Linked DNA regions of Homo sapiens: region 1 is linked to region 2. A link is a loop called in an ENCODE intact Hi-C map of the cell type or tissue named here. Cell type or tissue: endothelial cell of umbilical vein. All regions are shown on one strand. Links, peaks and the distances in the headings refer to the core of each region. The heading gives the core; the rest is flanking DNA. Region 1 holds the start of LOC124907951 (a long non-coding RNA gene). Region 2 overlaps SF3B1 (splicing factor 3b subunit 1).

Region 1 (4,404 bases), core at 127-4,126, 75 kb after region 2:
CTCACACCTATAACCCTAGCACTTTGGGAGGCTGAGGCGGGCAGATCACCTGAGGTCAGGAGTTCGAGACCAGCCTGACCAATATCATGAAACCCCGTCTCTAGTAAAAATACAAAAATTAGCCGGGCGTGGTGGCATGTGCCTGTAATCCCAGCTACTCAGGAGGCTGAGACAGGAGAATCACTTGAACCCGGGAGGCGGAGGTTGCAGTGAGCCGAGATCGTGCCATTGCACTCCAGCCTGGGCAACAAGAGCAAAACTGTCTCAAAACAAATAAAAATAAAAATAAAATTATCCTTGTGTAGTGGTGCCCACCAGTAGTCCTAGCTGCTGAGAAGGCTGACGAGCAGATCACTTGAGTCCAAGGGTTCGAGCTTGCAGTGAACTATGATCACATCACTGTACTCCATCCTGGGCAACAGAGTGAGACCCTGTCTCAAAAAATTTAAAAATAAAACATGCAGAAATAAGGTAATATATTTTTTTCATTTTTTTGCATCTAGAGTCTGGTAACTTTCTTTTTTTATTTTTTTGAGATGGGGCGCTACTTTGTCACCCAGATTGGAGTGCAGTGCTGTGATATTGACTCAGTGTAACCTCTGCTTCCCTGGCTCAAGTGATCCTCACACCTCAGCCTCCCGAGTAGCTGGGACTACAGGAATGCACCACCACACAGGCTTATTTTTGTATTCTATGTAGGGATGGGGTTTTGCCATGTTTCCCAGGCTGGTCTCGAACTTCTGGGCTCAGGAGATCTGCCTACCTTGGCCTCCCAAAGTGCTGGGATTACAGGCGTGAGCCACCGCACCCAGCCTAGTAACTTTCTTTTTCATATAATCGTAGTTATAGAAAACTTAAAGCAATTTGTGGCTTTTTCTTTGCCAACAGGTAATATGGGAGTTGTTCTCTGTACAGGCAACTTGGGCATTGAATTTTAAGAAATGGTGGCAATTTTGACTAAATTATCGTGTGCTGTTCTCAGCTCTTGAGTAATTTTCATTAAAGCATTATAGACATTAATAGGACAATTGGGGCCAAGCACAGTGGCTCACGCCTGTAATCCCAGCAATTTGGGAGGCCGAGGCGGGCAGATCACTTGAGGTCAGGAGTTTGAGACCAGCCTGGCCAACATGGCGAAACCCCATCTCTACTAAAAATACAAAAATTAGCCGGGTGTGGTGGTGCATGCCTGTAGTCCTAGCTACTTGAAAGGCTGAACCAGGAGAATCACTTGAACCCAGGAAGTGGACGTTGCAGTGATCTGAGATCGTACCACTGCACTCCAACCTGGGTGACAGAGTGAGACACTGTCTCAAAAAAAAAAAAAAAGGACAATTGGGAAAATTTGAATAAGGTCTATATAAATTAGATAATAGCATTATTATCTAGTAGTAGTAACTCCCTCTGTTAATTTCCTGATTTTGATAATTGCAGTATGGTTATTGAAGACATTAAAATAGGGAAATATGGGTAATGGGTACATGGGAATTCTTTGTATTATTTTGTAGTTTTTTTTTTTTACAAAAATGAAATTATTTCGTAATGAAAGATAAACATTTTAATATTTAGAGGATATTTGGTCCTTAAAACACAGTTCTCAAACCAGTTGTCTTGAATTCTATATGGAACAATGAGAGGGTATAAATAAAGTTCTGAAAGGGTATCCAAGGGAGAGAATACAGTCATGGGTTCTTAGTTTCTGTTTCTGGTTGGGCCAGTAAAGCCTCTTCCTCATCCCTCTTTTCCACTTAACCACTAGAGACAGAAACTAAAACCCATGGCTTCAGGCTGTTAAAAGCCTAAAACAAAACAAAACAAAACAACAACAACTACAAAATAAGGTGGATTGGACAAGCTTGTCCACATCATTGGCTACTTTAAGATTGAACCACGTGGCCGGGCGCAGTGGCTCATGCCTGTAATCCCAACACTTCGCAAGGCCTAGGTGGGTGGATTACCTGAGGTCAGGAGTTTGAGACCAGCCTGGCCAACATGGTGAAACCCCGTCTCTACTGAAAATACAAAAATTAACTGGACGTGGTGGCAGGTGCCTGTGGTCCCAGCTACTCTGGAGGCTGAGGCAGGAGAATCGCTTGAACCTAGAAGTCAGAGGTTGCATTTGAGCCGAGGTTGGGCCATTTCCAGCCTGGGCGACAGAGCAAGGCTCCATCTCAAAAAAAAAAAAAAAAAAAAAGAAAGATTAAACCACTTACACCATCTGCCCTGTGGGTTAGGCACACATGTGCATGCACACTTCCAGCCTCCTCTTCCTGCTGGTGCTTCTCAGTGATACCTATGAGAAGGATCACTTTCCTTCCTTATTTCCTTTTGTGGGATAGGATGGATCTAAAAGGGACACATTAATAAGAAGGCATAGTGATTAATGTATTCAGCAAAGGTTTTTTCCAGTCTTCTCTTATTAAGAAACAGACTTTTTCCCTTGAAATGAGATTTCATTGGCCTTCTTTATGTAAGCTTATTGTGCCAGCAATTGTGCTTGTTGCAGTAAAAGAAGATTCCCTCTTTTGTGGGGGTGCTAAAAATCCCACCTACATACATCCACACAATTCTACCTTAGATACCCAGTTCATAGTGTGAACACCACTGTCCTAAGTGGAGATTTAGTTTAAAAAAAATCTTTCTGGCTGGGCACAGTGGCTCATGCCCATAATCCCAACACTTTGGGAGGCTGAAGTGGGCAGAATTGCATTAGCCCAGGAGTTTGAGATCAGCCTGGGCAACATGGCAAAACCCCTTCTCTACGCCCCCCCCCACAAAAAAAAAAAAAATATATATATATATATATATATATATACACATATATACATATATATATATGTATATATACACGTATATATATGTATATACGTATATATATACGTATATATATACACACACACACACACAAATTAGCCACATGTGGTGGCATATGCCTGTAGTACCAGCTACTTGGGAGACAGAGGTGGGAGGATTGCTTGAGTCCAGGAGGTTGAGGCTGCAGTGAGCCGCAATTGTGCCACTGCACTCCAACCTGGGCAACAAAGCGAGAGTCCCTCTCCAGGAAAACCAAAAAAAAAAAAAAAGCAAAAAATAATTTTTTCTAAAATAATTTTCAATATTTTCCTACAGATTTCTTTTGAATTTCGATCACTTCTACATTCCCAGCTTGCCACACTCTTTTTTGATGAAGTTGTGAAGCAGATGGTAGCTGCCTTTGAAAGAAGAGCATGTAAGCTGTATGGTCCAGAAACAAATATACCTCGGGAGTTAATGCTTCATGAAGTCCATCACACATAAAGGCAAAAAAGAACTGGTGCCACCTGCTTCTGACTTTAGTTTGTTCACTTTTAGGAAGTATTTTCATGACATGTTTTCAGAAGCCAGAAAGCATTTGTTAAACGCAGCTTTGGTTATAAACCTGCACCATTGAAAATTTGCACATAGAATATAGACTCACTTGTACATAGAATTATTTCTTCAAGTATAATTCAAAATAATATGGACATTATCATGTTCTGCATTACAATAATGGGATGTCATCACCATTGCTAGAATACTGGCATGATTCTTCTGAGCAGAAGTTGAAACTGTAAATTTAAACCTTTTAATTATCACCTTACCTGAAAGAGGTTAGTTAAGATATTCACACAGTATGTATTATATTAACCATATCACACTTAAGTTATTAAATTCAGACTATTTGTAACTTATTGTTATAGGGCCTGCCGTATGGCTTAGGATATTTGAGTAATCATATATTTAAAGTAAAAACTTTGGGCTGGGCACAGTGGCTCACACCTGTAATCCCAGCACTTGGGGAAGCTGAGGTGGGCAGATCAGTTGAGGTCAGGAGTTCTAGACCAGCCTGGTCAACATGGCGAAACCCCATCTCTACTAAAAATACAAAAATTAGCTGGGCGTGGTGGCACACACCTGTAATCCCAGTTACTTGGGAGGCTGAGGCACAAGAATCGCTTGAACCCGGGAGGCGGAGGTTGCAGTTAGCCAAGATCGCCCTGCTGCACTCCAGCCTGGGCAACAGAGGGAGACTCTGTCTCCAAAAACAAAAACAAAAACTGTTAGTGAAGGTTCCCTGGGACTTTTGATATTTTAAAAATTGTTCTTATGACTAGTAGATAAATTCATTGCCATAATGAGGCTAGCTCCCAGATAAACAGTGTATTTTCTTCTTTTTTTTTTTTTTTTTGGTGAGTGGTCCAGAGCTTTAAGCTACTTTTCCAGTAGTTTGCCACTTTCTCCGAGGTAGTTTGGCTGCTCTTTCAGTAATGCTAATTGTGTGTCAAATTTTGTCTACAACAGTAGGCAACAGATGAAGATAAGTTGGTTGAATGTCTCCAGCACTATGCATCCCTATTTTCTATTTATTGTGTACACTCACTTTCA
Region 2 (4,385 bases), core at 1-4,000:
AAAGAGATTTAAAGGGGATGGGAGAACTTGAAAGAAAGTCTGGGGAATCACTACAGCGTGCACATTATTTTAAAATAATAAGTCATATTTACAATGTCCTAAGACTCCAGGCTAGCAATTTTTTCTTTAACTATGTTACAGTAAAAAGTCATCTAATAACTATTTCACGATGTTCTAAAATGAAGGAAGAGTTATAATTATTTTCTTGTATTTAGTTCAAGTCACTTACCTATCCATTAAAGCATCTTCAAGTAACGGTGTTACGGCATAAATGTAGTCTTTTCCCATTTCACCAATATATTCAAACAAGAAGGAAAGCGATTTTAACACTCCATTTTGAACATTCAGTTCAGGAACTCTGTATTCATTCATTAAGGCAGGGAGTACTGTAAAGGGTGAACATGTTTCTGCAACAATAGCTATTGCTACAGTGGTACAAACTCTGTTCTGCCTTTCTTGAACTTTGAGGTTGTTCAGAAGTGTAGCCAATACATCATGAGGGCTGAAAAAAACAAATGGGTCAACAAGCTGTTACATTATAAGTCAAAAATTTATGGAAGAAAAAAATGCATAAAGATGAAAACTTTTAAGTATTAATAATTACAGGGAACTCAGTAATTTTATAAAATGCAATACTTTCAAGTCACTGGCATTGTTGTTTCTATATAAAAATTTCATATAAATTAAAAGGTCAGTTTAAAAAAGTTGACTCTGAGAAGATCAGAGGTCATAGCTGTACAAATTCTAAACATTTTAAGTTAACTCAATTTTCAAATGTAATTTTCAGTTCTTAAACTTTCTGAAATATAAAGAAATTTAACTAAATGTTTAAAGTGAGTAATTCTCTGAGTTGTCAAAATGGGCACTAGAACTAGGTAGGAGTGGTGAGGGGAATATCCGAATTGTAGTCTCCCATTATAAACCATATAAAATCTCTTTTCCTTTTATCTTTCCTCCACACAATTTGCTGCATCTATTTGCCTCTTCTTTGACATAAACTTAGAGGGACATTGGGGCTAAAAGCTTGCACAAAAGCTATTCTTGCAAATGTCTTGACTCCATCACCACTGAAATAAATATTATGCTACCAAAATAGGAGAGGAATGAGTATGTGTTAGGGGAGGGGGTGTTGTCTGGTATAATTCTACCTAATTAATCAGACATTCACATGTCATATTCCTTGAAAACATTTTCTTAAGCCACATGGACATGTGGTGTCTCGTTTTCTACAATGACTGTTTTTTCCTATTTTAGTTGTGATGGAGTGGAAGCAAACCACCACAGATTATCTCACAAAGCAGCTATAATTCAGTTAAATCCGTGGAGTAATGTTAGAATAGCATTTTTGTTGTTTTTTTTAGAGACAGGGTCTCGCCCTGTCGCCCAGGTGCCCAGATGCCCAGGTTGGAGTGCAGTGGCACAATCACAGCTCACTGTAACCTTGAACTCCTGGGCTCAAACAATCCATAATAAGATTTTTAAAACATATAAAGCATTAATATGAGACTTAAATGATGTTGTGAGACTAAAAACTTGCCTTAATAGTTTAAGCAATATCCTAGAAGACCAGCACACATTTTAAATTTTTCTGAAAATGGTACTGTTTCCCTCCCTGAAAACACCTAAAGTGTAATTAAAGTAAGTCTTAAACCCTTCCATCTATTTTAATTAAGAATTTAAGACTACAGGCTGTGCGCAGTGGCTCACGCCTGTAATCTCAGCACTTTTGGAGGCCAAGATAGGTGGCTCACTTGAGGCCAGGAGTTCGAGAACAGCCTGGCCCACATGGTGAAACCTCATCTCTACTAAAAAATACAAAAATTACCTAGGCGTGATGGTGCATGCCTGTAGTCCCAGCTACTGGGGAGGCTGAGGCAGGAGAATCGCCTGCACCTGGGAGGCGGTGGTTGCAGTGAGCCGAGATTGAATCACTGCATTCCAGCCAGGGTGACAGAGCGAGACTCCGTCTCAAAAAAAAAAAAAAAGAATTTAACAATACATTCCAATAATCAGAAGGTCAGTGGTTAAATGAAGAGCTTTCTCAACTGCATTATTCAGACCATGCCTCAAAAGAGATTTCTACATGGAAGTATTTTCCAATACCACAATGCATTTATTATAAAGTAATTTTTTTTTAATGGAAGTAAATAACACTCACCCAATGGCCTTTGCAATATAACCAAATGTGTTGACTGTGGCTCTACGAATAGCCTTTTTGTGGGCTTTTAAGAGCTCTAAAAGCTCAAAGCAAATCCTCATCCACTCTCTTGCAGATACATATTCAGCTCCCCTAATTTAAAAAATACACATATTAATTATTGTGACATTAAGAAAAGTTTTAAGGATAAATTTGCAAATTCAGTTCTAAAAACATGATTAACTCATTTTAAGCATTAAATAAAACTTACTACTCTTCAGAAAGGCTGAAGAGTTAGTCTTACAGGTTTAGTCCTAAAATTACATTGCCACCCCCATTACCATCCAAATTGAAATTTGACTGAAAATATTAATACTGGATAGCCTAATCTTTTACACTTATATTAGTGACATTAAGGAAATTTTGCTAATTGAATACAAAGTGGCCAAATTTGAAAATTGATACTGCTTATAAAAATGTGTGGGTAATCTGCTTACCTGTCAGCAATACGACCAACAAGATCAATACAATTCTCTTGTACTTTTTCATGTCTGTTCTTTAAGATGGGGGTGAGTCTAGGCAGCAGATCTTTAATTGGTGGAGTCATCTTATGCATACCTATTTAATAGAAGTCAATAAACTATCAACATTTGAATTGCAACTTTTGTTCACTTTCCTTTTACTTAGCAATGTCATATATGACTATGTATAAATATAAACTTACAGCTGCCTAGGGAAAGAGAAAGCCCCAGATTCTGACCAGACTCAGAATCGTTTTTAACTTTTATTAACAATTTTTGATTATGTATAGAAATGAAAGAAATCAGTGAAGTGATTTAAAGGATGATGGATACTCAATAACAAAAAAGTTTTGTTTGATTCTGAAATATATTTGTGCACTGACATTTAAATATGGGGACAGCTTATGTTCCGGCCATACACAACAATATAAGCCAGAGGTAAACATGTAAATAAAGCAAAAATTTCCAGAAAGGGCCCCCTTACCCTTTAACTGCAAAACAAACAGATCTCCAGTCTCCCTGCAATGCAGGGCATACTTGGATGGTATTTACACCTACGAAGAGAGAAAAAAGGAGGCAGCTGGCAGGGGCTCTTGCTCTAACTAGAATCACTTGCTCTGATTCTCTCTCCATTGCTCTTCCCATGCCTCTCTGACAAACAATATGGTTTAAAACTCCCTGCAAACCAGAGCCCTACAAGTGGCCATGTAAATGATTTCTGGCAAGTAGCTATCTTCAAGTATAGAGGATAGGGTTGCATTGGAGATTATATGCAAATACAATAGTTTAAACATGTGTATCGCATAAATACCTCTTACAAAATGAGGAAAAACAAACAGTGGCTCTCTCACAGTCAGCTATTTTGACTTCTGCTAGGTTATCAGAGCCTCTAAACTCTGCAGGAGTTACATTTGGCAACAGTTATAATCAATTTAAAAAAAAGATTAAATATAAGAAACCATTTGTTTTCTTCATACTGCCCTAATGGAATAAAAACTTTGCTCTCCATATCCAAGACCATTTGTAATATAGCTGTATTACGGGTTAGAAAACTGAATGGACAGTATTTAAAACTTGGGTATGTAAATAAAGACAATAATTTGATCAGTTCACTTTTCTCTGATTATATTCCTTGAAACTGATCACAAGCAAAAAACCTGTCATAATCGCTAATTCAAGGTTTAAATATATATATATTGTTCTAAAACTAAATTAAAACTTTAGGATTGCCTTTTCACCCCGCAGCAGAACATGGCAGAATATATTTCACCTGACACACTATTTCTACTAGGGTCCTGTATTCCATGACTTCAAAGCTTTTTGAGCTGTGACTACTCCCACCTCTCATGTAGGTCCTAAACTTACCCTTTTTTTCTCTTTAAAGTAAAATATAAATGGGTTTTGGGAAACAAGACTTTTGTGACATCCCCCGACTTAACTACAATCTTGAAGTGCTTTTAAAAAGCTAACAAAAACCTCCCAACTCCTAAATAAGATTTTACTTACGAAAAAAAAAAGAAAAAGAAAGTTAAAACAAGAAAAAGTCTTATGTAACCAGCAAATTCCATACCTATGACATTTACAATGGCCTTCAGTGCTCCAAGAATGCTGCCCAATACTTCAGGGTACTCTTCACCCAAATACTCATACAATACAACACCCAAGTGTCCCATCAATTTTTCCTATAATAAAACAAATAATGTTAAAATGTTACTATTTACATTAAA

Evidence for each region. Peaks named below come from ENCODE experiments on the same cell type or tissue, not always from the same donor. Only the 100,000 strongest peaks of a DNase experiment are listed, where the experiment ranks them.
Region 1: it touches region 2 in a loop (3-fold over the local background); 22 of 110 quality-filtered maps call a loop at or near these places.

The regions. Positions count from the first base shown.
Region 1 is chr2:197,470,628-197,475,031 of GRCh38, forward strand. COQ10B (coenzyme Q10B) reads left to right here. Exons shown (of 5, transcript NM_025147.5): 5 at 3,130-4,404. The coding sequence ends at 3,297. LOC124907951 (a long non-coding RNA gene) reads right to left here and starts at 2,414. Exons shown (of 2, transcript XR_007087903.1): 1 at 2,214-2,414. In endothelial cell of umbilical vein, for the core only: no CTCF peak of the experiment used is centred there; no DNase peak of the experiment used is centred there.
Region 2 is chr2:197,395,827-197,400,211 of GRCh38, forward strand. SF3B1 (splicing factor 3b subunit 1) reads right to left here. Exons shown (of 25, transcript NM_012433.4): 20 at 4,229-4,340; 21 at 2,635-2,755; 22 at 2,159-2,290; 23 at 230-502. Among named protein-coding and RNA genes, the nearest start is that of SF3B1, 37 kb to the right of the region's middle. In endothelial cell of umbilical vein, for the core only: no CTCF peak of the experiment used is centred there; no DNase peak of the experiment used is centred there.